Regions from separate parts of the Mus musculus genome. Here region 1 is linked to region 2. Evidence: chromatin loops called from intact Hi-C (ENCODE). Cell type or tissue: left cerebral cortex. All regions are shown on one strand. Each heading gives the region's core, and the rest is flanking DNA. Links, peaks and the distances in the headings are about the cores only.

Region 1 (15,647 bases), core at 4,258-12,257, 470 kb before region 2:
AGTCCTGGGAGGGAAGGTACCCAGTGTCATTAGCATCTCAGGGACTCACCTTATTCTTGGTGACTGGCAGGAAGTGACATTTCTTGAGTGAATGAACTCTTGGACTAAGGTAGATTTTAGTTGCCATTGCTTTTATTTCTTTCTTATTTACGGAGACAATGTCATGTAGCCCTGACTTGCTATATAGCTAAGCTTGAACATGGACTCATTTTCCTTCTCTTCTGGGAGCTGGCATGTGCTGGGCAGGGACTGGCTTTTAGTTTTGGTAGGTATAAGCTGGCTTTTAGTTTATTCAACATACGTGAAGTACCCAGGGTGATGATGCCTACCCATAATCCTAGTCCTTAGTAGGATTGTCATGAGTTCAAGGCCAGCCTGGGCTACATGTTCAGGCCTTCGAGAGTTAGATGATAGCAAAATCCATTCTGGAAATAATAGACAAGACAAAAATGTGTTTGTACATTTGTGCGCTCTCTCTCTCTCTCTCTCTCTCTGTATGCACAATAAGAGAATAGTTTAGAGAAAGGAACAATAGATGGTCCTAACATTTACTGACATAGATTGTCTGTAGAAGATGTTGTTGGTCTGTAGGGGCCTTGTAGACTTTAGTTAGATGGGAAGTTAAACCTCTCATCTTTGATCAGAAATTCTTTACACATGGCCCCTTGTGTGCTCAGCCCTGTACTAGGCTTGCGTTGACAAAGGGATACTAGAGGACCCTCTTCGCCTTTTAGAAACAAAAATCTAGTTAAGCAGGCTTGTTGGAAGACCAAGAAGTTTAGTATTCAAAATGGTTGAGGAGCTCAGAGTGACCCGAGGCTCCCAGGAAGAGAATGCAATGGAAATGCCCGTGAGAAAAAGCATGTGAGGTGGAGGGAGTTGCCAGGCCTTGCTTTTCTATTTGACTCTGATGACAAGCTGGAAGTGTCTCCTTAAGCAGTGATGTAAGTGATGGGTGTGAGTGAGCACCACATTGCTCAGGCCACACGTGGGACACTGGTCTGGCAAACAGTAGTGAACTCAGAGGGACAACAGGCCACACTTTTGCAATCTGGGAAATGTTGAGGGATGAGAACCGGGGCAACTCTCACCAGGCTCTGGTGGGAAGAGCTGGCTTCCTGCCTTGGACCACTTCCTTGTCTTTCCCAGCCTGAGGACATTTTAGAAGTTCTGGCCCAGATTCCTGGTGGGCCCTGAGCCCTGAAGTCTGCTTTTCTCCCCTCTTGTCTGGTTCCAACCCTGGGCTTGGCTGTCATTAGACTCATTCCAGGCCCAGCTTGGGGCTAAGTAAGCCTTCCTGGTCAGTTTATGCTGGCTGCCCCAGGCCCTTCTCACCAGTCTCTGGCCTGATGACCCCCTCTCCACGGTGCTGACGCACAGTGAGGGAGATCAGCAGATATTTGTGTGGTGAGCTCAAGGCTGCTGGTTCTGATTCTGGTCCCTGCTCCTGGGTTACCATTGACCTTTTTTTCCTTTTTAATGGTCTTCCATTCTTCCTGTTTTAGCAGCCTGAGATTTCTTGGGGTGAATGAGTGGGCCCCTGTCACTCCTGTGCTGTCTGGATGTTGCCTACCCTGGGTAGCCTTTGGGATGCCATAGCTTGAGGCTCAGGTTCTGGAACAGGAAGTAGGAAAACTGTAAAGTGGTTTGATGGGGGGGGGGGGGAATGGAATAATACAATCCTTGAATGCCTGGAGCCGAGAATGAGAATGAGGCTGTATTCCATCTGTACTCAGTTCAACTCCAGTTGTTCATTGGCTCTTGCCTTGAGTGAAGAAAGGCCAAAGATAGCTTGCCTTGGGTGGGTAAGGCCTCTGGACCATGCTCATTCAATGAATGGGTAGGGACTGAGATGAGATAGTTATTCTCTTTTTGCTAGTTTCAAACAGGATCTTCCTTTGCTGCCTAGGCTGCCCTTGAACTTGAAGTAATCCTCCTGCTTCAGCTTTCTGAGGGCTGAGATTGTGGGTGTACAGCACCCCAGGAACCACCACCCCTATGTGATTCGGGTTCAGTCCTACAGCCTACATTCTTAGCCTTTTGTGGGGTGGGGTGGGGAGGCAGGGCCTGTTTGGGGGAAGTGGAGGTGAGACAGGATCTCTTGAGAGGCTAGCCTCTATATATGAAATGACTAAGGCTGGCCTAAACTCCTGACTACCTAAACTACCTCTGCCTCCCAGATGCTTGGAATTACAGGCATGTGCCACTTTACTTGTGTCCTACTATAGGGTCCTACTACAGTACCTAGGCTGTCTATGAACTTACTCTCTAGCCCAAGCAGGGCCTGAACTGAAGATCCTCTTGCCTCTGGCCACTTGAATAGCTGGGACCGATCACAGATCTGCACCACCATAGTTCTCCTTGAAGCTCTCTGGACTCTGGAGGCAGTCTTTACTTGAATAGTGTGCCTTCAGGGTGCTGCTCGGGCTGGGGTTGTAGCCTGTTGGTAGGTAGAACATTTGCTTAGCATATATGAGGCCCTCAGCTCCACAAAGGGAAATGGAGAAAAGAATAATTACTAGCTTTCTAATTTTGGATACAGAGACTTGCACAGGTGACCGTGTCATTGTTAGTTTGACCATAAACAAGGAAGATGTTATAGTGAAATGTTTGTAGAAGAACTCATGTGTTCAGATGTGTCAGCAGTTGTTTCTGTAGGGTTCTGGGTGTTTCATTTTGGTTTGGTTTGGTTTTTAGTTTTTTGAGACAAGGTTTCTTTTTATAGAGCTGACTGTCCTGGAACTCACTCTGTAGACTAGGTTGGCCTCAAAATGATAGACACCCACCCACCTCTGCCTCCTAAGTGTGCCACCACTGCCCAGTGGGTTTTAGGTTTTGTGCTATACTTAAGAAAGTTTGGGCTGAGATGTAGCTCAGTTGGCAGAGTGCTTGCCTCATATGCCCAAGGATCTATCTAGGTTTGGTCCCCAGCATTGCATAAACTGGTGTGGCTCTGAGAATCTCAGCACTCAGGAGGCAGAGGCAGGAACATCAGGAGTGCAAAGTCTGCCTCAGCTACATATAAAATGGAGGGCAGCTGAGGCTACGTGAGTCTGTGTTTCAAAGGAAGGGAGGAAGGGATGAAGTCAGTGATGCTGAGTGCCTGTCTTTTCTAACCTTGCTGCATTCCCACATCACACGCTGGGGTCGATCAATAGGCTGAAGCAGAACAAAGCAAAAACCACATCGACTCCAGGCCTCAGAATATCTAGCCTTTTGCTGGGCTGTGGTGGTGCATGCTTTTAGTCCCAGCACTTGGGAGGAAGAAGCCGCCATATCTCTGTGAGCTGAATCCCAGCCTGGTCTACAGAGTGAGTTCCAGGACAGCCAAGGGCTAAGTAGAGAGACCCTGATTCAAAAAACAAACCACAAACAAAATATACATCGACAGTATTCCAAAGATTCTTCCAAGCATAATCAGACAGAAATGGACATTGAAAAATAGGTATAAATACTCCTCTGGAGTAGCTTTGCAATTCCTTGACTGTAACAGAAGAGAAAGAAACTGCAATAAACTAAAGGGGATTGTTAAGCGTTGAAGAAATATGTTCTTTGCAAGAGATAATTTTCCACCCAGCAACGTTACGTGCTTGTGTTGTCTGTAATTACTCCTTTTAATTTTAGACAGTGCCTGTTGACTCTTACTCTATTTCAGAGAACTTTTGCCTTCTCGCACCATCCTGGTCTCCCCTCCCTAACACAATTATGCTAATTACATTATTGGAATGTCTCCATTTTTTTTAAAAAAGGATTTCTTCTAACCACGATTTCTGCCTTTGTAAGCGTTTGCAAAATTTAATTTTATTATTTCTGTGTGTAGGTGGATGTGTACCACAGATCACGTGCGGAAGTCAGAGGGCAGAGTTTTCCTTTTACCTTGTTTTGAGACAGGGTCCCTTAGCTCTGCGCATTGGGTGCTCTGGCCCCCGAGCTGCTAGATGCTCCATGCTAGCCTTCTCAGCCTCTGTCTTGTTGTGCAAAAGCTGGGATTGCAGATGGGTTCCCCTACAATCAGCTTCTTTCCAAAAAAAAAAATTTTTTTTAAGATTTATTTCTATTTTATGTTTCTGAGTGTGTTTTGCCTGTATGGATGTGTGCCGGATGAGTGCTAGGTGCCCGTGGAGGCCAGAGGAGACCCAAGGATGGCACAGATACCCAGGAACTGGAGTTACAGATAGTTGTGAGCCACTGTGTGGGTACTGGGAATGGAACCCCAGGTCCTCTGTAAGAGTAACAAGTGCTCTTAACTAAAGCGTGCTCTCTCTCTCCAGTCCCAGCAAACAACTTTTTCTATATGCCGTGGGGTCTCAGGTCAACACACCAGGTTTGTGGGGCCAGCACCTAGGCTGTCTTGCCTTACTTGCTCCTCAAACTCTTCATGTCCTTCTTTGCACCACTCTCAAACTCTCTTTATGAGAGAGAGAGAGAGAGAGAGAGAGAGAGAGAGAGAGAAAGAGAAAGGGCAGGGGCAGGGGCAGGGGCAGGGGAGGGAGAGAGGGAAAGAGGAAGAGCAAGCTACATTTCATTGTGAAGTCATTTTCTTCCCTGGCAAGGGAATTTCTTTTATGCTTGGGAATCTCTACTTGTTAACTTAATGAGATCTTGCCAAGGGATAAATCTCTTATTTGTTTGTTTGTTTGTTTTCTAGGAATTGAACCCAGGACCTTACACTTTTGCTAGGCAAGCACTTAACTGCCAACTTCTAGCCCCACTGGTTGGTTGGTTGGTTGGTTTGTTTGTTTGTTTGTTTGTTTTTTAAATTTTTTGAAATAGGTTCTCACTAAATTGACCAAACCAACCTTGAATGTACTTTGCTGGCCTGGACTCAACTTTGTGGCCCATTGGCTTTGCCTTGAATTCATAATCCTCCTGCCTCAGTCTCCTGAGTAGTTGGGATTACAAGCCTGGGCTTTAAGACTCAACAAGGAATAATGCTTTTGGGTTTTTTTCCTGATGCCCATACTGGCCTATATAACTAAGACTAGCCTTGAACTCCTAACCTTCTTGGTTGTATAAAGCTTCCTGAGTGCTGGGATTAAAGCACTACCAGGCCTTTCCATCGGAGTAGTGTGTGCATTCCTGCTTATTTCCTGATGCTGAATGTTACTATAAGGAGATGAGAGTAGTGTAATGAACTCCCATGTAAAAAGGGTTTTAGTCAGGCATGGTGGTGTGTGTATGTCTGTACACCACTCTTGGGAGGCTGAGGCAAGACAGGACCATGAATTTCAAGCCTGCCTGAGCCACCTCCCAAGGCTATGCCTTCCCCCACCTTAAAGATTTATTTATGTTTCTGTGTGTTTGCCTGTGTGAATTTATGTACATCCTATGTGTGTAAGAGCCTGTGGAGGTTGGAAGAGGGTGTTGGATTTTCTGGCATTGGAGTTGCAGATGATTGTGGGTACTGGAAACCCTGTTTTTCCTCCCTCTTACAATAGTTTTCTCAAGCTTCCTTTGTTGGTATGTCTGGTCTAAGTTCCTGGCAGAATTCGGTTCTCTGACAACTATAATCTATCTTCTAGTACCTCTGTGGTGCCGTTTGGTTCCTCTCTTCCTCTTTTCCTTTTGTTGTACGCTAGCTCCACTCTGCACGTGTGTGTCATGTATTTTTGTACACACGCCTGTGTGTGCACGTGAGTGAATCTGCATGTGTAGGAGTATGTATGGAACCCAGGGGCCAATGTTAGGCATCTTCCTTCAAGTTCCTTGCCTGACTGTTTGAGGCAGTGTTCCCCCTGTACCTGGACCTTACCTAGCTGGCCAGCAAGCCCCGGGAATGAATCCTCTTGGCTCTTCTTTCCAGTGCTGACATTACAAGCCCTGGCTCCCATAGCTGTCTCTCACATGGGCGCTGGGGACTGAGCTATCTCCCCTCAGCCCTCGTTTATGATTTGTGTCTTTTTGGTTTTGTTTGTTTTATACATAGAATTTAACTATTGAGACTAGGCCTGCCTAGAATTCCTGTCTCCCACCCTTATCTCAGCCTCCCAAGTGCTGTCGTCTGGTGGGCCCACTGTTCTGGCCATGGGCAGAACTATTTTCCTTGAATCTTGTGATGCTAGTATGCATGGCTTTGCCTGTGTTTGCCTAATGATCTATTGTTCCCCAAAATAGAAGAACCGCCCCCTTCCTTCCCACCAGGTGGGTTGACTTGTTCCCCACTTCCCACAGGCGTACAGAGGGTGTTCAGCGATGTTCTCTGGGTCTGGAGAATGGGGGTGTGGCAGGGATGTGACTCTGTCCTCTATTCTGGGATTCTTGTGAATGATTCCTGGAATACTGCCATGGTTCAGTCTACTGTTTTGGTAAAGTACCCCCCATTTCCATTGGAAGGAATACTGAGTCTCCTGGGACTGGCAAGTTATCCTTAGGTCAGTGAGTGAGTGTGTGTGTGTGTTGGAGTCCTTCTACTGGAGAGAGGCAGCTTTCCTTCCCATCTCCCACAAAGAGTTTTCCCCATAACCTTTCTATTGGAAAAGACCAAGAATTGGTGGCAGTTTATCTCTCACTGGGCTTGGGGCCTTTGTGAGAAATGGCCTAGTTTTGCTCAGCTCATCATTTGGGTTGTCTCAGTTGGGCCTGAGAGAGAGAGAGCATTTTCTTTTTAGTCATGGTCAAGGCAGTTGGGAAGTGTGTGTCATTTAGCCAACACACTTGGATTGTAGTGAGTCAGAGACTGTCAGGGAAGGTCAACTGGGGCAGCCATCTTAGAACCAGTTCTAGCTAGCCCTCCTGAAATGGAACTTCTGGCCCTTCAGGCATCCTGTCCTCAAAGATAAAGATTAGGTGAGGTTGAAATTCAGTTTGGTCACCTAGGAAGCATTCCATGTGACAAGGGAGGAGAAGGGTCTTAAGTACACATCTCAGTAGCCTCAGAAAAACTTGCCTTGGCCAAGTTTGTCTTGGATCCTGTTCGAGTATGTCTGTCTGTATGTCTGGTTTTTATTTGTTTTTATGGCAGTGCTCAAAGAAACCTGGGTAGAGAGTAGTAGCCTAGGCCAGTCCAAGTTCCTCCAAGTTCCTATTCTATTCTCCTTGGTGATCAACTTCTTGACTGAGCCTCAAGGCAAGCTACCACCTAGTTACCACCACCTCAAAGAAGTGCTTTGCTTCTTTCTCTCCATTAGGTCTGGAAGAAAAACAGAGCTCGATAAATACTGCAGAAAAGTGTGCCAACATAGCTGGCAAAATCACATTTGTGGGTGCTTCTGAACCCAATGAGGGGGTGACAGCCGGCAGGATTCAGCTTAGCTTCTCATGGGCAGGGGGCCAGTCACAGTGCTCCAGGATTCCGAGATGAACGTCATATTGTCCCCTGAGGCTTAGGTCTAGTGCTTAGAGATAGACCTGAGGCTGTGGAATACCTTACTTCTGACCCTGAGCCTAGTGGTCAGCGGGGGGCGGGACTCCAGCCGCTCTTTAATGGGCAGGGCCTGGATTGAGTAGCCACACACCGGAGCCTTGTCTCAGGCTCAGCTCTCTGGGAGGACGACAGTTGCCCCTGTACACCACTGAGGGAGGAACTCTGGTAAGACCTGCGTGTGTTCTCTCTGCCTTTCTTTATTTCCTCCAGGGAATCTGGGTTTTTATTTGCTTGCTTGCTTGCTTGTGGGTTGTGGGTTGTTTTCTGGGTAGTGTCTGCCTGCCCGTGTGCTCTCTTGAGTCTTCCTGTGTAGCCCTGGCTGACCTGGGACTCAGTTTATGTGGATCCATTAGCGATTATCCTGCCTCTGCCTCCCAAGTGCTCAGATTACAAATGTGAGCCACCATGCCTGGCTAACATCAAAGAGTCTTTTATAAACATTTCTCCCCCAAGACTAACTTACAGTTAAGGAAAAACAAAAAAATAAACAAACAAACAAAAAAAAAAAAAAAAAAAAAACCAAAAATCTCTGCTGGAGCAGAGCTCGCCCTGTACTGCTTACAAAAGGCCGGGGTCATTGAGTTTTTAGTGCCCTCAGCAGTTCCAAGACCTCCGGGCAAGGACTCCTAACTGCCCCAGCTTCCTTACTTTTGTGTGAGATAGGCCAGGTGACAGAGCTCTGCCCACTGGGTCTTCCTATCAGCAAGGACTGGCTGTCACTTCAGAGCCACCCCCACCCCCACCACTACCACACACACACACACACCCTATCTTTATAAAGTCCAAAAGCAGTGTTTTCTAGAGGAGGCTGGCAGCCATGTGGCAAGGTGAGAGGAAAGAGGTTTCCTGGAGAAGGCGTTAGCCCCGGGCTTGTGGTGTGGTGTGGTGGAGGGCAGTTCTCTAATGTTCCAGGCTGCCCTCTAAGCCATGCGAGGGATCTCAGGGCTACTAAGCCTCTGAAGAGCCAATCCATCATAAATGCCAACCTCTACCTGAATGCCTAACCAGGTTGAGCTGCCAAAGTCAAGTCAGCCACAGTGCCCACATGAATGGTTGTTGTTTCCTTTTCCATAGTATTTTGAAGTTGCTGAGGGGAAATTTGAGAAAGGTATATGAAGTAGGAACCGTGCTTTGTTCTAAGATTCTACAACAAGAGCCCTGTAAGATAGCTTGGCCTCCACAGTACCCCTAGCTGCCCCTCCTCCCAGATCTTCAGGGTATCCCTAGCCTGGATATAGTGTCCCCACTAGTGCTGACAGAAATCGGCAGATCTCTGTGCAGAGGCCTACAGAGTTAGTTCTGGGGTTCTCCACAGTATCCAGGGCACATGTTCTCTGTCTTCATGCTGAGCCCATGGCGGATGCCAGGACTTAGACGTCATTCAGACCTGACTTCAGTTCATAAAAAATTCAGTTTGCCTTGAGATCTTGTTTCTTGGCCTCCGGATCCCAGCTTCTGTATCTATTAAGTAGGTATCTTTCCCAGGTTCTTTGTAAGGGAATAATGAATGAATGCCAGGGCCATAGCAAGATCTGCCCTTGGAAAAGGCTGACACTTGGCATTTCTCCTTAACTAAATCTACTTAGACCTCTGCCCCTCGCACATACAGCCCTCTCATTGAGGAAAATGTAGACAGCTCGCAACCTGGCTGGCTGGATAGCCAACTTATCTCCCTCCCTCCCTCCCTCCCTCCCTCCCTCCCTCCCTCCCTCCCTCCCTCCCTCCCTCTTTCTCTCCTTCCCTCCCTCCATTCATTTTTCTTTTCCGTTCGTTCTCTTTCTACAGAGTCTCATGTAGCTCGGGCTGGCCTTGAACTCACTGTGTAGCCGAGGCTGACCCTAACTCCTCATCCTGCTTTCCTCTTCCAAGTTCTGGGAATATGAGCATGTGCTACATGCCTGGGAAACCACCTCCATTGAACAGTGGGTTTCAGTGTAATTTTTGCCCAAGATCCATTCCACAAAGCACCAATTAATCTGGGTCTTAGTGATGAATCCAGAGTGTTGCCCTGTCTGGTCCTTCCAGTTGTGTGGCTGAAAGTATATTCAACTGAAGAGCAACCCTAAAATTTATTTATTTATTTATTTATTTATTTATTTCCGAGGGTCTTACTATGTAGCCCCGGCTGGCCTTGCGAGAAGTCCATCTGCTTCTGCCTCCCGAGTGAAGAAAGACATTTTTTTGTCCCCAGCGTTTGTGACCCATATATGGAATCTAAAGCCAGCATACCCTCAGATGTGTTGTGGCGTATGTGACTGACAGAGTGCAGGAGTTGAATGCAGAGGCAGCTACAGGGTCTTATGACAGTCTGTTAACAGCTTTGTGCTTGGGCTGAAAGTCAGACTTTGGAAAGCCATCTTGTCTTGAATGATTATAGCCAGATGGTCAGCTTTTTGTTCTCTGGCTGGTTAGTTTTTGTTTTTCTCTTCTTTCATTCTCAGCCTCCTTTTCTTTTCCGTTTCCTTTTCCTTTTTCTTTTTCTTTTTCTCTGTTTTTCTTTCTTTGTTGTTATTGTTGTTGTCATCATCTGAGACAGGGTCTTACTATTTGCTATGGCTGTCCTGGAACTCACTATATAGATCAGGCTGGCCTCAAACTCACAGAGATCCATCTACCTCTGCCTCCCAAGGGATTAAATGCTTGTGCCCTGTGCCTAGGCCAGTGTTAGGGATCACATCTGGGGCTTCTGTACATGTGAGGCCCATAACCACTCTATGACTGAGCTGTATTCCCTAGCCTTCTTTCAAGGGAGTGTCATTTTTCTTCCTTCCTTCCTTCCTTCCTTCCTTCCTTCCTTCCTTCCTTCCTTCCTTCCTTCCTTCCTTCCTTCCTTCCTTCCCAACCCCCAACACGTCCTTTTTCCCCTTTCCTCACTGTGTAGCACAGAGCAGTCCCAACTGGTAGAAGTCAAATTTCAAGCACCTCAATTCAGGTAATCAGCAGCTAGGACCTTCCCATCACTTTGATTGCTCAATTCTGACAGCCATCCAGTGAGCTGGGTACCACCTTTACAGATGAGAAAGTGGTGATGGTTGAGGCTGTGCAACTTGCCCAGTGCCCTTCCTCTCGTAAGTAGTAGAGCAGGAAGTTAAAGCCATGTGTTTGATGCTAATAGCTATGCTATGGTAGGCTGCCCTGGATCATCCTGTGATGTTTCCCAATAAGTAGCTTACCCAAGATCACATTGTCTGTAAGCAGCAGAGGCAGGCAGTGGTCAGTAGGACCTGTTTCTTGGCCATGGGGATGCTGTGCTGTTCTGGACAGGAGGAGCACTATGCACTAAGGCCTCTGGTGCTGGAGCACCTCCTCATGCCTGCAGATGTCACTAATTAAATTATAACTGTACTAAGAGAAGTGAGTGATTACCAGGAAAATCAAGGACAGCTCTCATTCTTCTTTGTTCCTTCTCAGTCTTAGCTGTGTCATATTATCCTGTTTCCACATTGGACATTATAGCCACTCCTTTCTCTTACAGCCCCACGATGTTCCAGGAAATTGATAGGATTTCATTGACCACAACACATTTCTGTCTATGGCCTTTTTAAAAGTTTTATTTATTTTAATTTAATCTTCTGTGTATAAATGTTTCAGTTCTGAAATCCATGTGCCTAATGTAGGGTTTGTTTGTTTGTTTTTTGTTTTTTTGAGGCAGGGTTTCTCTGTATAGCCCTGGCTGTCCTGGAACTCACTTTGTAGACCAGGCTGGCCTTGAACTCAGAAATCCGCCTGCCTCTGCCTCCCGAGGGCTGTGATTAAAGGCATGCGCCACCACGCCCGGTGCCTAATGTAGTTTTATCTTATCTGGATGTTCTACCTGACTAACCTACCTTGACTAATTTGAGGTGAATCTGAGATATCATTAATCCATGGTTATTTCAGTATTTCTGTAAGGCCTTTCTGTTTAAAGCCATACCCTTAACGCAGGTATTAATTATGTCTCTCTGTCTGCTTTGGATGGGAATGGATTCTGGGCCTCTTAACTGTACAGCCAACCTAGATCAACCTCCTCCGCCCATGGTTTCTTTTGTTTTTCTTCTTTTTAAGACTTCGTATTAGGGGCTGGAGAGAGAGCTCAGTGGTTAAGAACATTGACTGCTTTTGCGGAGCACCTGGGTTTGATCCCCAGTACCCACATAGTGACTTACAAGTGTCCATAACTCCAGTTCCAGAGGATATGATGTCCTGCTCTGGTCTCTGGGAACGCCTGAATGCATGTGGTACATGGATACAGATGCAGCCAAAACAGCCATACACATAAAATGATAATAATACATTTTTATTAGCATAATATTTTTATTAGCACAATGAAACCCATTACGCACAGTGTTAGTTTCAATAAGACACACACACACACACACACACACACACACACACATATATATATTATATATATATTGCATTCTGATCTTATTCAATCTCCAGTACCCTCCTGTCTCATTCCCACTGATTCCCCTCTCTTCCCAGGGGTTGAGGGGGAGTGTGTGAGTGTATGTGTGTGTGTGTGTGTTGTGTGTATTAGAGTTAGCTTTGACTCAGTGAGTTTCTTTAGGGTTTCTTACAGGAACATGGTTACCTGACACAGAGCTTACCAACCCTACTTCTTTTAGGTGGAACAGGTTCCTACATAGCTCAAGCTCACTGTGTGTCTGAAACTGGCCTTGAATCCTCCTGCCTCTTCCTCCTAGGTGTTAGGAGGCATGTACCCCAGTGCCCAGCACGTCCTTTTTCTTGTTGTCTTACCCCTTCAGCAGAAGGATTCCTCCAAAGTCAAGTAGAGCGTGTAGAGACTGAGGCTAAGTCAGATCTTGATGCTTATCCTACTCAGAGTCCGAGGGGAGGAGAGCCCTTGCTCTTGGCTTGGGGCTGTGAGTTGACATTTACTTGAGTGTGGGGGCAGAGATAGAGACCTTGCCTTCACCTGGCTTTGTGTTCTAGGTATCCGTGGTCACCATGAAGCGGCTGCACCCAGCCCTTCCAAGCTGCCTCCTGTTGGTGCTGTTTGGTATATGGAGAACTGCCCCCCAGACTCATGCCTCGTCTGCTGGCCTGCCGCCCCTCAGTGCCACCTCCTTCCTGGAAGATCTCATGGACCGCTATGGAAAGAATGACAGCCTTACCCTGACACAGCTGAAGTCCCTGCTCGACCACCTGCATGTGGGAGTGGGCCGGGATAATGTTTCCCAGCCCAAGGAAGGACCCAGGAACCTCTCCACGGTAAGGCTCCTCTCTGTTGACACCGTTGGACACAGAGGGGCCCAGCAGCTTGGCCAGGGGAGGCAGGTAGACCCTGGTGGCAGTCAGCTCCCATCTTCACTGGGGTCAGCATATTCTTCATCCTCAGGGAGGCTTCCCCACTACCTGCATGGTGTTTTGTGCTCTCACAAAGGGTTAAGAAGAGGGTCGGCAGTCCCCAGACAGTTTTGCAGCTGCACCTGAGTGCGTGCTGGTGAACCATGGCTCTCAGGAGAGTTTCCTGTTCTCACACCATGCCAGACACGCCTCATAATCCCCTCAGATGCAGGAAGAATTGTTTTTCTGGGGAGTGGTTTCACAGGGGTTCCTGGGGTGGGGGCCAAGACTCTAGTCTCAGGGGTTTCACTAGTCCAGTCTCCAGTCTCATCTGAAATGTTCTCCCATCCCATCTTCCACTATTCAAGTCTGAGGCTGTTTGTGGCAGCCCAGTAGTGGTCAGCCTGCGGAGTCCTTCTGTTCTGTTTTGCCCCTCACACTGAGCATTATGGGAAGTGGAGAGGCAGGATTAGGGTCCTCAGTGGCTAAAGAGCATCGGCGGCTCCTGAGGAGGACCCATACACCATGTTGAGTTGAGGGGCTCAGCTAGCTGGGATGAAAATGAAGTACCACATTTTGTGGGGTGCACTGTAATTATGGGGTTCTCCTATGAGAGAGGGAAGTTGAGGGTCATGTGCATGAGGCATGCTGAAGCCACACCCTGAAGGATAAATAGGCTGGGGCTGAAAGGAGAAAAGTGGCCGGGGCACTGTGCATCGCACGCATGCAGAGCTGCTCAACTGTGACAAGTGTCAGCATCACTGGGGAGGCTGAGTGCCAACGTGGGCAGTGCCTGAGTGGCAGGCTGAGTTCAGAGGACTTACACGTGGGCCTTAGGGACTGCAGCAGTGTTCTGGGTCAGTAATCCCAGGGGGGGCCAACTCTCAGAGGTGGACCCTGGTAAAACCACCCTCAGAGAAGGGTTGTGGCTTATGTGACTAAAACACAATGAGAAGAATGTGGGCTGGGGAGATGTCTTAGCGATAAGAGCCCTTGCTTTGAAAGAGTGAGGACCCAAGTTTGAATCCACAGCACCCAGGTAAAGGTTGGGCAGCCATGCATACCTCTAGTCCCAGTGCTGTGTCTTATTGACTGCAGGCCTAGTTCCAGGCACAATGAGAGACACTGTCTCGAGGGAATGAGGCGGGGAGAGCAGTGGAACAGGACACCCTGTGTTCTCTCCTGGTCTCATGAATGTGTGCATACGTCATACACGCACACACGCTCTCAATTTGACTTCCCATAATATGCAAGACTTCCTAAGGTCACGGGTGCCTGTGTCTTTTAATCAGCACAGGTCCATCCATATTCCTGCACAGGTATCTATAATCTACATTTTTAGTAGAATAGCTCCCTGGGCTATTGTGAAGTGCAGCTAAATTTGCTGTCTGGTTTCCAGATAGAATCCTGTCTCTCTGAAATCACACCCTGGTCACGTGATCGGAATCCCGTCCTCCACTGCCACCCCACCCCCAGTAGCATTGGACCTAGGCCAGCCCAAGTCAGGTCCAGCACTCTGTTTACTGTATTCTTTTCTCACTTGGGGATGGGGTGCACGCTGGGGGGTGGAGGGGTTCCGCTGAGCTGTGCAGGCTAGGTTTGAATTTGCGTAGCAGCTCAGACATTCTTTGAGGCTGTGGTCTTCCTGCCTTGGCCACCCAAGTAGCCAAGATTAAGGTTCCCCTTGGAATCTGTTCCCCAAACATCTTTCTATAACCAGATTATAGTTGTGTGCCCTGAGCATTCACCATGGCTGATCTGAGATCCAAACCAGGCTTTCAAGTGTGGGGCTTTCCTGACGCTCATCCCTGGAGACAAGACTCCAGATTCTCTGCAGTGTGGCTGTGTCTGTTTTCTGTTTCTTTCTCAGGGGGTTGAGTTCCCTGCAGGGTCGAGTCGTGTAGGGCAGGGTAGGGCGGGAGTTTTGGATTCTAAGAACCCTTCTGCCCCTCCTGATTTCAGTGCTTTAGCTCTGGAGACCTCTTTGCGGCGCACAACTTGAGCGAGCGATCTCAGATCGGGGCGAGTGAGTTCCAGGAGTTCTGCCCCACCATTCTCCAGCAGCTGGATTCCCAGGCCTGCACCTCAGAAAACCAGAAGTCTGAGGAGAATGAACAGACAGAGGAGGGGAAGCCAAGCGCCATTGAAGGTAAGTACGGACTGGATTGGGGCAATGGTGGATATCGATGATGGATACGCGTACCCAGACTGTTACACACATCACCAGACCCTGGGTGGGCTGACTGGTGAGCACTGGGTGGACTGGACCCTGGCCAGCATGTGAATATGTTTTTCTTTTACTCACCCTTTGTTTTCATTAAACTGTAAGAGTGCCAATCTTTATGACCTCCTTTGGCTACTTCACTCCCGCTCCCATGCCCCCCACCCCCACTGCCTCTTAGTACCTCCCCTCTACCTAGAGGGGACTCACCCTGTCTGAGTAAGTCCTTGATTGCCTTTCTAAAGTCCTATAGCACTAGCAAGGGCTACCAGACCTAACCTGTTTTGCCATCATAAGTACACATACTGTCTAACTCATGGTACTCCACCATGTTGCGTCTCCAGTCTCTTCCTCTAAAGGGTAAGCTGCTCAGATAACAGCCTCAACCTTGTTTTCCCGAGGCTTCCCTAACAAGAGATGGAGTCAGCAGACATTTCCTGAGGGGCTGCTGGATCTCTGTATGCCTACATCACTGTCAGCAGCGTTACTCCCTCAGTAATGGAGGCCCTCGTCTGTTCTTGTTCCTCCACAGTGTGGGGCTTTGGGTTCCTCAGTGTCTCACTGATTAACCTGGCCTCTCTCCTGGGAGTCCTGGTCCTGCCGTGCACGGAGAAAGCGTTTTTCAGCCGTGTGCTCACTTACTTCATCGCCCTGTCCATTGGAACGCTGCTCTCTAACGCCCTTTTCCAGCTCATCCCAGAGGTGCAGTAGAACAGGCGCGCGTTCACTTTTCCTGGGCTGACGCAGCCCAGTCCCCCTCGGGCTGACATTCTC
Region 2 (15,647 bases), core at 3,418-11,417:
AAGATATCAGGGGAGTTCAGATGACTGATGGCTGCAGAGGCGCTGCCAATCTGAAAAGGTTACATGGCAAATGATTCCAGCTACGTTACACTCTGGAACCAGCAAATTGGAAAGAGTGAAAGGATCGGCAGTTGCCAGGCATGTTAGGGGGAGGAGGGCTAAGCAGGGAGTATACAAAGTGTCCTTGTGGGCACTGAGCTTACCCTGTCTGGTTACTCTGTAACAGTGGCTACGTGTCATCACGGGGCCACAAAACCATAGCATGGTGGGTACAACACCAGCTCTAGGTGACATAGATGGATAGTGACAGCTGGGGGGAGGGGGACAGGGGGACATGGGGCAAGGGGACAGGGAGACAGGGGGGTCCTTTTGATTTTCTACTTTGCAGTATTGCAAATCTAAGACTGCTCTAAAGTGTAAAGTCTATTAAGAAACCATCCCCCCAGAACTGTGTTGCCTGCCTCGTTTGCAAAACAGAGGCCCTGAGACCCGTCCGGATGCCCACGATGCCCACGAGGCTGTGATTAGTGTCATGTGGACTGCATGATGTTCAACGGGCTCACCAAAGTGACGGTGTACACTGGTCCCTGCAGAGTGAGAGGAATCTTTAAAGTCAGAGTAACAGACAGCCATTCACACTGCACTGCCTGCTGTTACTGTCCCACCTCCGGCCCCTCTCCTTCCTTCCCCACCACACTGTGCAGGTGTGGATGATAGATGACATACTGTAGCTCTTAAAACAATCTGCAAGACTCCTTCTCAAGACTCCTCTTTGGACCCACTGCCTTCTCTCTCTGGTGAGCACAGACAACTCTCGGTGGCGTTGAAAATGCATGTGCTCGACCCTCTGAACAACAAAAGCTAAGACGCTAAGAAGCCTTTGCTGGTGCTCAAAAGACCACTGTGACCAGATCCTGTCCAGTGACAGACAGGCGGGCAGGTGGGTGGGTGGGTGGGCGGGTGGATACACACACACACACACACACACACACACACACACACACTCCTGCCTTTTTTTCTCGACCAGATGCAAGCCCACTGAACTCTCCTTGCAAGGTCCCATGTGCCCGTCCATGCAGCAGCCCACACAGCTGCTCAAAGAGACACTATTTGATCTGAAAACATCTGCAAGCACTTCCTCAACCCTTGACTGCGAACCTCAGCTGAGACCAGACATCAGATGGCCGTGTTCCTTGAGCAAGCATCAGCCAGCACTTGCAGTGGAGTCCCCTGGGGTTAGATTCAGGTCTGGCCAGAAGTTCTTCAAGCCCTAAAACACTGAGTTCATCAACAAGGAAGATGATGAGGGGGTGGGGGACGGAATAAAGAGAACTATGCAAAAGGTCAACCAAGGAGCTTACCTAAGCTGCCACGCTGGAAGAACACCTAAGTCACTTAGCATGCAATTTGTTTTATTTTAGTTTTTGTGACATGTTTGTTTCTTGAGGCTGGCCTCAGACTCAGCGTGAAGCTGAGGATGTACCCTGAGTTTGGCCGGGATGACAGGAATGTGCCATTACATCTCGTTTATAGGGAGCTCCTCTGTGGTTGGTTGTTATGCCCCCCATTCCACTTTCAGGGTTTAAGGAGCACCCAATAGCAGTGGTGGACATCTTTGCTATTCTGAGACATCTGGGCAGGGCAGGGGTCTGCTGTCTGTATCCCTTGCTCCTGAAACAGGAGTTACAGAAAGCAAATCCCCCATCAAGATTAGCTCCAATGGATGGATGGTGGGATAAACAGAGATGGGGATGGATATGTGGGGTGGGATGGAGGAATGAATGGCGGGTGTACATGGACAGACACGTGGATCGGTGAGTGAATGGTACCCAAGTCTACATATAAGCACTGGGTGATGTTCTCAGGGTAGATTTCAGAGACAAGATTATATATGAAAGATGAATGGGCCTGTCTGCTGTCTGGGGTTTCTTATTTCACCTGTCAGAATTTCTTGCCCCCCCCCCTTATCACCACCTGGCTCTGCTGTGTCCCCCAGGCACATGTGGCCTAGGTTGAAATGAGACACAGACAGGCTGGACCACTCAAGCTAAGAAGCCAGTGACACCTGAGCAGAGTCTCCTGGATGCATCTCTCAGTCTATGGCTGATGCTCTCTGCCCACCGGAGTTCAACTCTGCCTATCAGCACCCCTGCAACTACAGCCTCATCCTCGTGGGCTCCCATGTTTGGCCTCCAACCACACAGGCACCCCGAAGTCTCTACGAGGAGCTGTGCTTTTCTCCTAAATGCTTTGCCTTTCAGAAGACAAACTGCAAAGCACCTTACCCCTTCTTATAGTGACATCCAGTACTAATTGGTACCATGTATGAAGCTCTGGTTGGCTGCTAGTTAGCAAGTTAACGGTCATAGCTTCTCAGGTCTTCCCTAAAACATTGTTAGGTTCGGTGGTGGCCTTCCTGCTGGTGGTCCCCTCACCCTGTCATACATTTTCTTCTGCTCACAGGTTCTAGGCTGCTGTGATTCCCTCTCTTCTCTGGGGATGGAAGGGGACACAGGCATCATGATCTCTCCCCATGGCTATTGCCTCTCCCCTTCTCCTTTTCCTTCCTTCCCTCTCTTGCCACACCCGACAGCATGAGGATCCCTCATGGTCTGTGACCAAAAGCTCTTCCACGCATTTCTAGGATACAATCCCACATCGTTTCTATACCCTGGAGTTGGGGGTCTGCTGGCTGGATTCCAGCACACAGGCCCCCGCCCCAGGCTGTCAGCTTCTCCTCTGCTCCATTTCCTGGCCCTTTGGGAGTTCCTGCTTCTGGTGGTCCAGTCAGTTCCAAGGTTGATGGCGCCAGTTGAAAGCCCTCCTTGCTGACTGCCCCTCGATGTCTGTCTCTATCCATGCAAACATTTCCAACAGGACTGCCTGTGCTTCCTCTTTCTCCTCCAGTTTGGCATTGCCCTACCTATTTGCTCTGTCCTGTGAGATTAAAACACTCCTGAGTGTCCTTTTCTTTTAGCTGACTGTTATGAGTAACTAGCCTACTCCACAATGTCCGCTTCTCATTCTCTCCCTAGTGCCCTCATGAGGGTCACCAACGACTCCCTTGTGGTTGGGTCCAATGCTCGTTTTTCACCACCTATCTACCCTGACACCTCTGGCCAGCGCCCTCTAATCTTGCCATATCCTTTACCGGAGAGAGAGGTGTCTTCTATAGATTTCCCTGGACTTGGGCACTGAAGACCCCTTTCCAGGTGTCCAGCCCACCCAGTCTTTCTGTGTGACATCAACCAGACAAGACAGACAAGTGTGTCTGTCTGCAGCTGTCCCTGTTCCACACCCAAGGTCCTGGGACACTGAACAATAGAACTTGCTGGTGCCAGACGCTGTCTCTGGAGATCTAAGGAAGGCTTCTTTGTGTCTCCTGCTTGGTGAAGGTTCTCAGGATCAGTGGGCACGGATGCCGGCTGGGACTGTGCCCCAGGAGACCACATGGAGGCATGAATATAATCAATGCTGCCTCCATTCTCAAAGGGAATGTCGGGTATTCAGTCTCACTCAAACCCACATGCTCATCTCTCCCAGAAACCCAGGATTCCACCCACTCTACCTTTCCCCTGATCTCCCCCCCAGACAGGGCACCCCATGGATCCCACCACCCTGACATCTCTTACTCCACTGGCCCTGCATTCCTTCAGGTTCCCCTCCCCCACCCCCATCTGCTGCCACAGTGACCTTGCCCTTCCGAAGTTGCTCCCAGCCCTCAGCCTAAACAAGAGATAGTAGTGGCTTCAAGATAAGCCTTAGGGCCTTGCGGCCTCTCACATGTCACTTTCTCACCTGGCCATTCCCGCCATTGTCTGTCCCTCACTAGTCGTGGCCCACACCCACGTCCTTCTGCTTTGGGGCTACCTGCCTGCTTCCTCCACTTGTCCTGGAAGCTCTATGATGGGTGGCATCTTCTAGAGCTTACATGGCCCTGGATGTACAGAATGAGAGTCACCTTAGGTGGCTGACAACGCGGCTGGCCTCTGAGGTCACAGACCCTTGTGCAAATGTCTACAGTCGGCAGCCCCCTTAGGCATGTACAGGCTGCCCCCACTCTGCTAGGAAGGCCTACTTCCGGGCCCCATAAATCTGCCTGCCCCTTCCAAAAGAGGCCACTCTGCCAGAGATTATCTAGAGTTTCTGAAGCCCTGTATGAACTCTTCTGTGCCTGTCGCAGGCTCCTTAGTTTCACTCAGCGTGTAAAGAGAAGGCTGGGGAAGGCCTGGGAGATCTGAGAGCCCTGAAGGCAGTCCGTGGCTGCCTGCAAAGGTGCCTGTCTCCAGATTGTTAGGCCCTAAGAAAGCTGTCTCCACAGTGTGGGCAAGGGGGTGGTCCCTAGGGCAATGGCAACACAGACGTGCTCCTACAGACAGGGGTGGCAGTGGTGCGCACGCGCGCGCGCGCGCGGGGTGGGGGGTGCCTGAGCAGCTCTGGAGAACTTTCAAGGTCCCTTGCTTTCAGGATCCTGATTGGCAACCTAAGGGACAGCGGGACAGAGCACTGTGGCTTTTGTTCCGTTCCTCAAGCGCAGTGCACAGTCCCCACTTAAGGGCAATTTGTTCCTTTCAAAAGGATTCCAGCTGGTTACATTTAAGGAGAAGAATAAGGCTTCAGTCAGGATGCTTCTCAGGGCTTTTCAGTTTTCCTTGGCTGGAGAACGGGATACATTTTCAAATGTCGAGTCACTTAATGTTTGTCGGAAAGAACCACCAGGGGAGGGGACCCAGGGGAAGAAAAGTTCCCCTCCCCAACCAGCCTGCTCTTGGCTCTCAGCTCTCCAGTCACAGATGGCATGGGACGCATCCTCTTTCCTAAATTCCTTTGCCTCTTTGAGGACCTCTGGCTTTCTCCCCATTCCTTCCTACTACCTCTCCCTCCCACTCCCAGCCACCTTCACCTGGTCAGAGAATAAGACCCTGGTCTCAGAAGTTTTTCTTCAGTGCCAAGGACACCAAACAGCTTAATGGGTGAGCAGCGGGGCTTACTGTTCGTAGCTTAGGCACCAGGAAACGTTTTTCTGCATGCCATTTGTTTTCATTCATCCATCCATCTATCCACCCACTCACTCGCCAATCCATTCTTCCACACACCCATCCATCCATCCATCCATCCATCCATCCATCCATCCTTCTACTTACTCAACTCTCTGTCCATCTATATATCTATCCATACACTTACATCTCCATCCATCCATTTATCCACCCACTTATCCATTTGGCTTCCCATCCATTTATCTACCCATTCATCTATCCATCTGTCCATTCACCTATTCACCATTCATTGATTGATCCGTCCATCTGCCCATCTGCGTCCATCCGCTCTCGTCAATCACTCCCTTCTTACCCAGCCAGCCAGCACAGGGGTCTGCCGTGCCAATGGGGGACCGCAAGCGATTCAGTGTTTACAAGGTGGTCGCTGTGCTACAAGATATGAATGAGCGACAGAAGGAGTGCAAATGCTCTGTTGATGACATCAGGGATACTTAGAGAGCTTGGAGCAAGACATCAGCAAGAATGGAAAGTAAAGTTCAGAGCCAGTAGTCAGGGAAGGCTTCCTGGAGGTGGAAGCAAAGCTCAAAGATGGGAGAAGCCTGTGCAGTGGTATGGAAAGGCAGGTACTCCCCACCCCCACCCCACCCCACCCCCGAGATGGGGCAACAGAGGCCTGCCCCATACTTCTGCCAAGGCTTCAGGGCTTGCTTGGCAGGGTGGGGGGTGGGCAAGTCCCCTGACAGTTGAGCAACGCTGGTCACTTAAATTTGGAAATGAGGTGGTATTTCCGCTAAGCCGTGTGCCAACTCTTACCATTTCCCATCAACCCTGGGGACTCTGAGGCAATAACTTCCTCCTCTAGCTGAAGAATCGAGCCCTTCTTACCCACGCCTGGCTTTCTAGGTACCTTGTTCCAATATGGCACCTCTTCCTCTCTGCCTCCACCTGTTCCGCTACAGCTGCCTCTTCCCTGAAACTCTTCAAGGGAGCTCCGGCAGACTGCCACCTTCTTTAAGGACAGTCCCTCTGTCCTCCCCACCCTCCTTTCCGTCTTCACCAGAGGAGCTTGCTTTCAGCATCCCCTCCCTCAAATCCCCCTCAGAGCCCTTGGGAGTGATTGGCCTCCAGAGCCCAGGGTTCTAGTGTTGAGCCTAGCACTGCCACCACCCAGCTCAGCACCGCTAGGTCTTTACACACATCAGAACAACCCTTGCTTCCCCCCCACCCCACCCCACCCCCGGACCGCAGCCCCTCTCCCTGCTTCTTCTCACAAGCAGCTCCTGACATTCCATTGGGGATCTAGCAGAGAGAATGGAAGCCATTGTTTGGTCTGGGCACTAGCAACACCATCCAGCAAGGATCCTGGTACTTACCACTAACCCCTTTACAAAAGCAAATGCTTTGTTCACAGGTCTGATGACAGAATTGAATGGACCCACAGCATAAATAGGGCCCAGCATCAAGTGCCACACAGTGCAAGCTTCTCAGTACCCCTGGCTTTACCTTCCCCTGAGTCTTACATTTTTCAGAAAGCATTAGATCTGTGCTAGCACAAAACTCCTATTTCTTTCTGCCCTCTGCTTCCACCAAACCTTCCTTGGTGAGTCTTGATTCTCCTTGGTAGCGTTAAGCCTCTTTTCTCTCACTTCTACCCTTCACCTGCAGGCTGAGACAATAGATTTCTGGACGAGGCAGACCCCTCCCCCCCCCCACACACACACACACACTTCTCTCTTCTGCATGCATGCTCCAGGACATCAGTGTAAACTCAGTGAAACCAGACTCAGAACTGGTCTCCAGTTCCTCCCTCCAGGGGAGGTCAGGAACTTGGCAGTCTACAGCTCCACCTAGTGGGCCCCTGCAGCAATAGCAACACAGAGCTGGCGACTCCCCAGGGATTGATGAACTAATAAATTTTGGTGAAGACAAAGGTCTCACCCTACAGGGCTATGCTGGGTTTCCATAGAATACGTTGGGCCGGGGTGGGAGTGGGGTGGGGCTGGAGTCTTGCCCAGTGTAGCAGCAGTAGCTGTCCTTTCTCTGTTCCTCTTGACTCTGTTCCTAGGCATGACATTGGCTGAGGTCTTCAGCGAGGAGGGAGAGTGGGGGAGGGGGTATTGCTGCTCAGTGTCCTGGAGGGAAGACTGCCCACTGGAAAGGTGTGTAGTGTCACAGTTGTACCCCAGGTAAGCCAGCACAGCTTTGTATATCAGCCGCATCAACTGGGAGGCGTCACATTTGATCTCCAGTAGTGAAAGCACTTGGAGGGAGACAGACAAGCCAGACCCACCCTCATGAGCAACCCTGGTGATGCTGCTTCCCTGGCTACCTGTTTTGCCAGGTCTGATCTGCCTGATCAGGGTGGGTGGCACGGGGCCTCTGGGGCCGCACTGGGGAGGAGAAAGAACCCTGTAGTCCCTTCCTGCCCTATTGCACAGAAGGGTCAGCACCTTCTGTCTACCCACACTTGTGACTTGCCATGTCATTTCTGGACACTGGTACCCCAGCCTCAGCCACTGATGCCTTGTGGGCTCTGTCTGGGCCAGGAGACAACAAGAGGAAAACAACAACCAGAAGGATGAAATCGGAAACTTCCCCTCTTTCCCGTTTGCATGGTCTGTCCCTAAGCTTTCTGAACCTTCGAGCCCAAGGAAGTTTCCAGAACAGGTATCAAAGTTATTTTCCAGGAAAAGAAGTAGTCACAGTTCCCAAAAGACTCTGGTGTCCTGTTTTAGATGATTTCAAACACCAGAAGGACACATTGCATACTTCAAGAATCCAGAGCTTTCAGCCATGAGTCCACCGTAGGAAAGACACAACCTCCAAGCCAGTGGTTCTCAACCTGTGGGTCACGTCCCCTTTGGGGGCTTGTCAAATGACCTTTTCACGGGGGTCACCTAAGACCATCTGCATATCCGATGTTTACATTATGATTCATAGCTATAGTAAAGATTACAGTTATGAAGTAGCAACAAAAAGTAATTTTATGGTTGGGAGTCACCACCACATGAGGAACTATATAAAGGATTAGGATTAGGGAGGTTGACCACCACTCCAGGCAATAGCTGCCTGACTCCTGCAAACCTGGCCCTCCAAGTTCCCAAGAAAAGTGAACTAAAGGCAAGTCAGGGCCCCACGTTCTCCTTCAGCCAACCCAGTTCACTCACATCCAAAGCCGTGTGGAACTTGACTATCGGCGCCTGCCAGGCCGTGATCTTCTGTCTGTATAGATTGCACTTAGGAACAATTTTACAGCTGATGTTCCCCATCTCCATGTAGAAAACTTCTAGGTTCCTACGGAGAGAGGGGCAGTCACGTCATGTCAGGGTTTCAGCGAATCCCGGGGTTCACAAGGCTACTGCAGTCCAGCACCACTGAGCATGCAGAGTTGAGAGGAGTTAAATTCTAAACCTGACAACCAACCAGCTGTGTGACCCCAGAGCTGTGGGACTGAGACCCGATGCTTTTGTCCCAGGGTCTACTTGCCTGAGACAGGGACAGTGTCTACCTCATGTGGTTGGTGTGAGGACACAGCACTGGTCAGTGGGTAGAGCAAAGCCTAGCATGCTATGAGTTGTCATCCTTAGTATGCCAAAGATCGACTCACTCTCAGATGTGTGAATCCCTCAAGAAAGTGGTATGATGTCTGCATTCACACACACACACACACACACACACACACACACACACACACACACACACACATGTCTTTCTGTGTAGTCAGCTCATTTCTGTAGTGTTTATGATGCATACAGCAAAATTGCTGTGTGGTAGTACCCTTTAGGAAGTGTAAACAAAGAGCTGTACTTGCCCAATACTGAAGCAATGTGTGTGTGCAAGTGTATGCATATATATAGTGTGTGTGTATATGTGCAATTGTATGCACATACATAAATATATACACATATACAAGTACACATATACTATGTGTGTACTTGGGTGTATATCTACATATGTGTCTATACATGTGTATATGTGTTTATGTGTATGCATGTGTATGTGCATACATATCCCTATGTATGCATGTGTATATGCATATACACATGTGTGGTACCCAGAGTCTTGTACATACTGGGAAAGCACTCTATCACTGAGCTACACTCCCATATTCTCTGCCATTTTTTTTTTCCTTTTTTCTTTTTGAGACAGGGACTTCCTATACAGCCCAGGCTGCTCTTGGTCTCTTGTGTTCATATACCTGCTGATATAGGAAGCTGTGTGGGTTGAGCTGTGCAATTGTGACAGTGTACCTTCTAAGTGTTTGGCTTACGAAACGTGTGAGTGGGCCTGATTCAGAGGTGGTCCCTTGGCCCAAACATTTCCAACTCAGGACTGGCTGAACCCACAGATGTGGAACCTGCCAATGGAGTAGAAAATTGACTGAATTGGGCCTATGAGGACACCGTGCCTGAGCTTGTCAGAATATTCTTATTACACAGAGACCAGGGCTTGTGTTTCCCAGCCTTTCCCGGTACCCCAACACAGCTGAGCTAGCCCCTAAATAGACAATGGCTATTTACACCACCATGCCCTGCTGGCGTTATACCTGAAGGACACCCAGGGAGAATGTAATTTGAGGATCATATCTTCAGGAGTGTTCCTGTAGGAGTTGAGAGGAGGCCAAGGGTAGCCTCCTAGCGAGACCCACATGGCCTTTTTCCAGCCCCTGCTCCTCAGTGCTTTCAGTAGCTCCAGGATCAAATTTGGAGAGAGGCAGTTGGGTCCAGAGCAGCTGGTAAACCACACATGGTGTGCTTTGGTGGGTGGGCACCCCCACCACCTAGACTTGGTCTCTGTCCTTCCAGAGAGTGGAAGGAGCAGTATGAATTGTCCAAATCAACACTGCAGGAGTATTAGTTGTTTCTCTTAACTTTTTGCACGTGTGCAACACTCTTTTGGGGTGACAAAGTTTGGGCAGTTTCGAAGACATCTTTGGGAATAGATTTTTCTTTCTTTTTTTATTTTGTTTGTTTGTTTTGTTTTGGGGGTTTTTTGTTTGTTTGTTTGTTTTGTTTTGTTTGGGTTTTTTTGGTTTTGAAACCGGGTTTCTCTGTGTAGTCCTGGCTGTCTTGGAATTCACTCTGTAGACCAGGCTAGCCTCAAACTCACAGAGATAAGCTTGCCTCTGCCCACTGAGTTCTGGGATTAAAGGCATGCGCCACCACCACCAGGCAGGGATGGGTTTTCTTTTTCATTTCTATGCACAGCAGCACTCTAAAGACTATTCGGCTTACTTCTGCCTCTACAACTGTTCATTGCAGCTAGCAAGATAGAGGGGGATCTCTCAGACAAAAGAGAGACAGTCTGCATGTGGCAGGCACTCGGGGAAACTGAGGGTCAGAAGGAGGTCAACTGAAGACAGAGGGGCCTCCCCACCCCATAGTAGGTCTCCCCCTGCTCATCCTGGTGGAGCTAAAAGGGTTAAACAATTGATGTCAGCGACCTTGTTTGGTGAATGGGCTGGGCTGGGGCGGGGGGGGGGGGGGCGCAGAGAAACTGCTTGACAGGGCCTGACAGGGCTCTGGGGAGTTAGTTCTATGCTCTTGTTGCCTTCCATGACAAGGCGTATGGGTGGGTAGCAAGGTATTTATAAACTTACACACCCGTAAAAATGTTGTCCTTTAATAAGAGAGAACTTGCCATTGTCTTGGGCAGTTCCTTAAGCAAAGTTGGGGGGGAGGGGATGGGCTGAGGTTAAGGAAGAGCCCTGAGCCTGGAGGTAAGGGGATGGGGTGCTCTGAAGGGCTGACATCCTTGCTGCGGCTTTGGGAGATGCTCCCATGGGGGGGGAGGTCCCCCTAGGACTTTCTGTGCACACTGGCTGCAGTCATGGAGGGCACCAAAGACAGTCAGATGGATAATCACAGCTCTACCACACTGCTGAGATTGAGCCTAGGTTCTGCCAAATGTAGGTAAGACCTTGCCCTCCCACCCCAAAAAATTTCCTTAGTGATATTTTATCTCCACACGAAGCAGAAGTAACATTTCTCCCTTATGGATTCCTGCCTCTGAGTACTAAGTCCAACATTCCAGAACCCCCTGCCAGACTCCACAAGAGGGACAGGCTCCCTGGTCGAGGCTAGAAGCTAAGTTAAGCAGGACTCCTCAGGAGAGAACCAGCACAGGGGTACTGCTCTGTCCTTGGGGTGGACACGTCCATGCTGTGTCTTCATTTCCAAGGCCACCTGTCACAAAGGCCTTGTGGCTTGAATGAGAAATGTCCCCAAGATATGGGATCTTGCGTTTGAGCACGTGGTCCCTAGCTGGCGTTACTGTCTAGAAAATGTCCTGGTTTCCTCTCGGTTACTGCGCTAAAGCACCGGCCAGACCAGCTTGGGAGAGAACAGGATTTATTTCATCCTAATACTTGGCGCTCCATCATGGAGGAATCCGAGGCAGGAACCTGGAGGCAGAGACTGGAGCAGAATCCAAGGAGGAATGCTGCGTACTGGCTTGTGTTTTCCAAGGTTTTCTCAGCTTGCCTTCTTATAAGACTCGCAGGACCATCTGCCTAGGGGTGGCGTTATCCACAGTAAGCATGCCTGGCTCTCCCACACCTATGGTTACTCAGATAAATGCCCACAGGCCGGTACGATGGAGGCAATTCCTCAACTGGCATTTCTTCCATGGTGATTCTATTTTGCCTCAAGTTTTCCTCAGTCACCAACTTGGCAGGGGGGAGTGGGGGTGGCAGAAAAGTGACAAGGAAAAGGGGAAGCTCAGGGTGGCCCACGAGACTGGCAAAGTGAAGACCCGGGTTTCTAACCTATATACAATGAGGCGAGTGCAGAATTCCAGGGCCTGCAGCTGGTGACCACCCTGCATGAGGGGAACTTGTGCCTCCCGAAGGAATGCAGGTAGTTCAGCTCCAGTTGGGACCATAATCCCTTGAGGGCTCCCTGGCAAAACACACACAGGCCTACTATTGACAAATAAACTCTGACTCTGAGTACTTCTTTCTTCTGCTTCCCCCACCCTGCCTCCCCCCCCCCCACCCCACCCCCGTTCACATGCAGCTTGGTCTCAGAAGTCCCAGGGAGGGGGATTTCTGGTGGGTTTGGATGACTAGGCTGTAAATCTATCCAGTCTTCCACTCAGCACTCGCTCCGTTGAGTCGGTCTCCAGACTTTATGCCCACTCTCACAAAAGCTGGCTAAGCCACGGGGACCACTGAATTCTAGATTCACACTCCAGGAGGCCACCCCGTCCCACCCTACCTGCTCTGCTCACCTGCATAGTGAAACATCTTCTTTTGGCAGTGGTGGGAGAAAACATCCTCGTCCGCTGCCTCCAGGTTTCCCTCCTCCAGGTTTCTCTCCTCCAGGTTTCCCTTCTTCAATGGACTCAGCTGTCAATGAGAGGCCCACCCACAGGCCGGCTGCAAGGAGGCTCAAGCAAAGTGCTGCTGCGACCAGCTTCATTGTCATAGTTCTTGGCAACTAAAAGGAATAACAGAGCAAAACAAACAAACAAACAAAAAAAAACCTGAAGTGATTCTGTGACCCTGGGCCGGGGACTCCAGGGATCCTCCTGGTAGCCAGAGCTCTGTCTGATAAGCACAGCAGAAGGGTGCCAGCAATCTGGGCTCCAGCCATTGGTCTGCTACCCCGCTGTCTGTACTTTGGGAGGACTTGGACCTGCTCCGAGCTGGACTCTGTTTACTGTTCTGGCCGAGGTCCCTCCCTAGCAGGACATAACTCCAGTTGTTACTCCTCAGGCTGCTAGGTCTGAAGAAAAGTGTGTGACAAAAAAAAATGCTTGACAAGTAAGTTGAGGGCCCAAACCTTGGGCTTCAGAGCTGACTCCAAGCTGGAGAGGGCTCTGGGTTTAACAGTTCTACATATCCTTCAACTGTTCTGTTTTGTCTCCAGCTTCTCTGCTACCTGTGTCCATAGCCTCTGAGCCACCAGAACGTCGAGATGGTTGGACGGAGCGACCCTACGACCCTATGTAATAGGGGCTGCTAAGCAGGATGGGGCCTTTACCAGAGAGCTGCTCTAAAATGCTACCTGGGGACACACCTGGCTGTACCTGGCAGTGTGCTGAGCTCAGCATCTCGAGAAATGGGCAGGATAAAGTGCAAAGGTGAGCAGGAAGAGTCTGTCCAAATTTGCGCAGGGAATAAAGGTCCCTGGGCTGAAACACTGCTCCTCCTCCTCAGAGCTCAAAGTAGCCCCACTGAGGTAGGGAACTCGGATGGATTGGAGTCTGAGACAGAGGCTGGATAGGTGTGATCCACTCTGTTGATATGGGGGTGGGGGGCGTTGTGCTCCCACCCTCTAGTAACTGACAGGCCGATAGGAGGGACTTTTCCTCACTGAGCTACATCGTGTCCCCCTCACTAGAGCAAGTCAAAAGCCCCCTGATACCCTCAACCCTCACTTGATGGCTGATTCTGAGAGGAACTCTTTTTTTCTGCTTCTGCTTCCAGGACCCTAAACTCTAGCAGGGAAGCTTCCCTTTTGGCCCCACAAACTTAGATGAATTTTTAAGTCTCACACTCAGAAGCATGACAGACACGTGTGACTCTCCACCCTGAGAACTTACTGTCAGGACCACTTGAACAAGGAAAGGAAGTGTCGGTCACTGAAAAGGGAGAGGGTCTTACAGTAAGTGTTCATTTGGGGTAAGCTCCCAAGCTCCACTCCCTAGATGCATCAATCCACCCACCCCTCAACTATCTATCTATCTATCTATCTATCTATCTATCTATCTATCATCCATCTACCCAACCACCCATTCAACTATCTATCACCCATTCATCCATCTATCCACTCATTCAACTGTCTATCTCTATCTATCCACTTACACATGCATTCATCCACCCATTTACCCACCCATCCATCCATCCATCCCTCTACCTAGTAGTTACGTGCCAGGTTAAGGCATGTGGGCCAATTGTTGTGCCTGTTTTCACAAAGCTTATTACAGGTCATCCAGAGCCAGAGGATGGCATTGCCTAGGGGAGATGGCAGCTGGATTCCTGGCACCCTTTCTCAAACTGGAGAGGACAGAATAAACTTTACTTTCTTTAACCAACTGGAGATAGACCCACAAGACTGTCATCTAACTCAAGTCTCAACTGAGGAAAAAGACACAACCGGGACTTTGGACCCGCGGATACCTGGGACAAAGATGACAGATTGAAATATAGCTCAGAAGGAGCATCTGGGGATGAGCTGCTTTGGAAATGAAGATATTCAAAAGCATCTGTGTATCGAAGAGTCGAGAAATCCACATTCGAGTCCATATGTGACACCTGCTTTCCTGTAGCCTTATCCCTAGGCTCAGATCAAGTCCCAAGGCCGGGCAGGAGTGACAGCCTGGAGACGGGAGAGAGCTCCCAATTTGGGTGAGCCAGGCACTTTGATCATTCAGTCTTCGTGTGTCAAGCTTTTGAAATAGAAACTGGGCATCATCACGCACTCCTAAGATAAACTGAGAGAGACCTAGCCTGGGACACGTATTTTAAACAACTGAAAAAAAACCAAAGACAAGAGAAACCCTTGAAAGAAGCAGGGAAAAAATATAACTCGTTCTGTACAGAATCCACAGTAATTGTTGCCAGCCAACTCCTCATGAGGAATCTGGTAGGCCAGTCAGAAATGGGGTAGTGTATTTCCAGTGTTAAAACAAGCAACGAATGAACAAACCAACAGGCAACTAAGAATTCTGTAATGCAGTAAGACTGTGCTCCAAGTGGGAGGGAGGAATGAGTCATGTAGCTAGGTAAACAGATTGGGGGGGGGGAGACGGAGGGGGGATTCTTTATCAGCGGAACTGTATTGCAAGAGATGTGAACCAAATGTTCAGGTAGAAATTAAAAAAGAAAAAGGTAAATTAGATGAAAAATAGATATGATGCTACCCATCAGAGGCAGAAATAAATAAAAAATAAAAGCCTGTTACTTCCATATTAGTGTGAAACTTCCCTTTTAAATACAAGCTTTAAAGACAGTAAATACGAGCGAGGCATCATGAATCTCTATCAGCAGGTAAGTCATCACATCAGCAACAGTAAGAAATGGAGGACCACACAGGGCTTCACAGAAACATGTTTGTATACGGAATAGAAGTTATACCGCACATATTCAAGTTGGATGGTGATGGCTTGTAAAAGTCTTATGTAATCCACATGATAACCATAAAGTCAATCTGTACAATACACACAAAAGGAGACTAGAAGTCAATCAAGTGCTTCGCCTCAAAAATGAAGCCAACTGGCCACATGGAAGAGCGGAAATGGGGTAGGGAAAGCTAAAAACAAATTTGTAACAATGGCCAAGCAAGTCATCGACTATCAGTAACTACTTTAAATCTAAATTGCCCAAGTTTCCCAGTCAAAACCCTCAGGGAAAAAAAAATTGTTACAGATGGGCAGGTTAAAGAGAACATGAGAACACGATTTTACTCTAGTGTGATGATACACTACCTTGAAAGAGGCAGACCGATCTTTGTGAGTTCAAAGCCATTCCGGTCTACATGGCCTGTCCAGGTCAGCCAGAGATACACAGTGAGACCATGTTTCCAAACAAATAACTGCCACAGCCCTCACATGGCAGCTAACAACTGACTGCGATTCCAGTTACAGATGATCCAGTGCCCTCTCTATTTCTGCACAAACCCTGCGTGCACGTGGTGTACAGACATA

Evidence for each region. A loop is a pair of places that touch in the nucleus more often than their neighbours do. Peaks named below come from ENCODE experiments on the same cell type or tissue, not always from the same donor. Only the 100,000 strongest peaks of a DNase experiment are listed, where the experiment ranks them.
Region 1: a loop joins it to region 2, with 2.4 times the contacts of the local background. A loop is called at or near these places in 4 of 42 quality-filtered maps.

Annotation. Positions count from the first base shown.
Region 1 is chr14:70,315,592-70,331,238 of GRCm38, reverse strand. Slc39a14 (solute carrier family 39 (zinc transporter), member 14) reads left to right here. Exons shown (of 10, transcript NM_144808.4): 3 at 12,299-12,577; 4 at 14,615-14,801. The coding sequence starts at 12,314. Among named protein-coding and RNA genes, the nearest start is that of Slc39a14, 28 kb to the left of the region's middle. In left cerebral cortex, for the core only: no CTCF peak of the experiment used is centred there; DNase peaks (open chromatin) are centred at 6,273 and 7,272.
Region 2 is chr14:69,844,272-69,859,918 of GRCm38, reverse strand. It overlaps Pebp4 (phosphatidylethanolamine binding protein 4), which reads right to left. Exons shown (of 7, transcript NM_028560.4): 2 at 12,228-12,436; 3 at 8,165-8,291. The coding sequence starts at 12,424. Among named protein-coding and RNA genes, the nearest start is that of Pebp4, 12 kb to the right of the region's middle. In left cerebral cortex, for the core only: a CTCF peak has its summit at 6,847 (motif pointing left); a DNase peak (open chromatin) is centred at 6,844.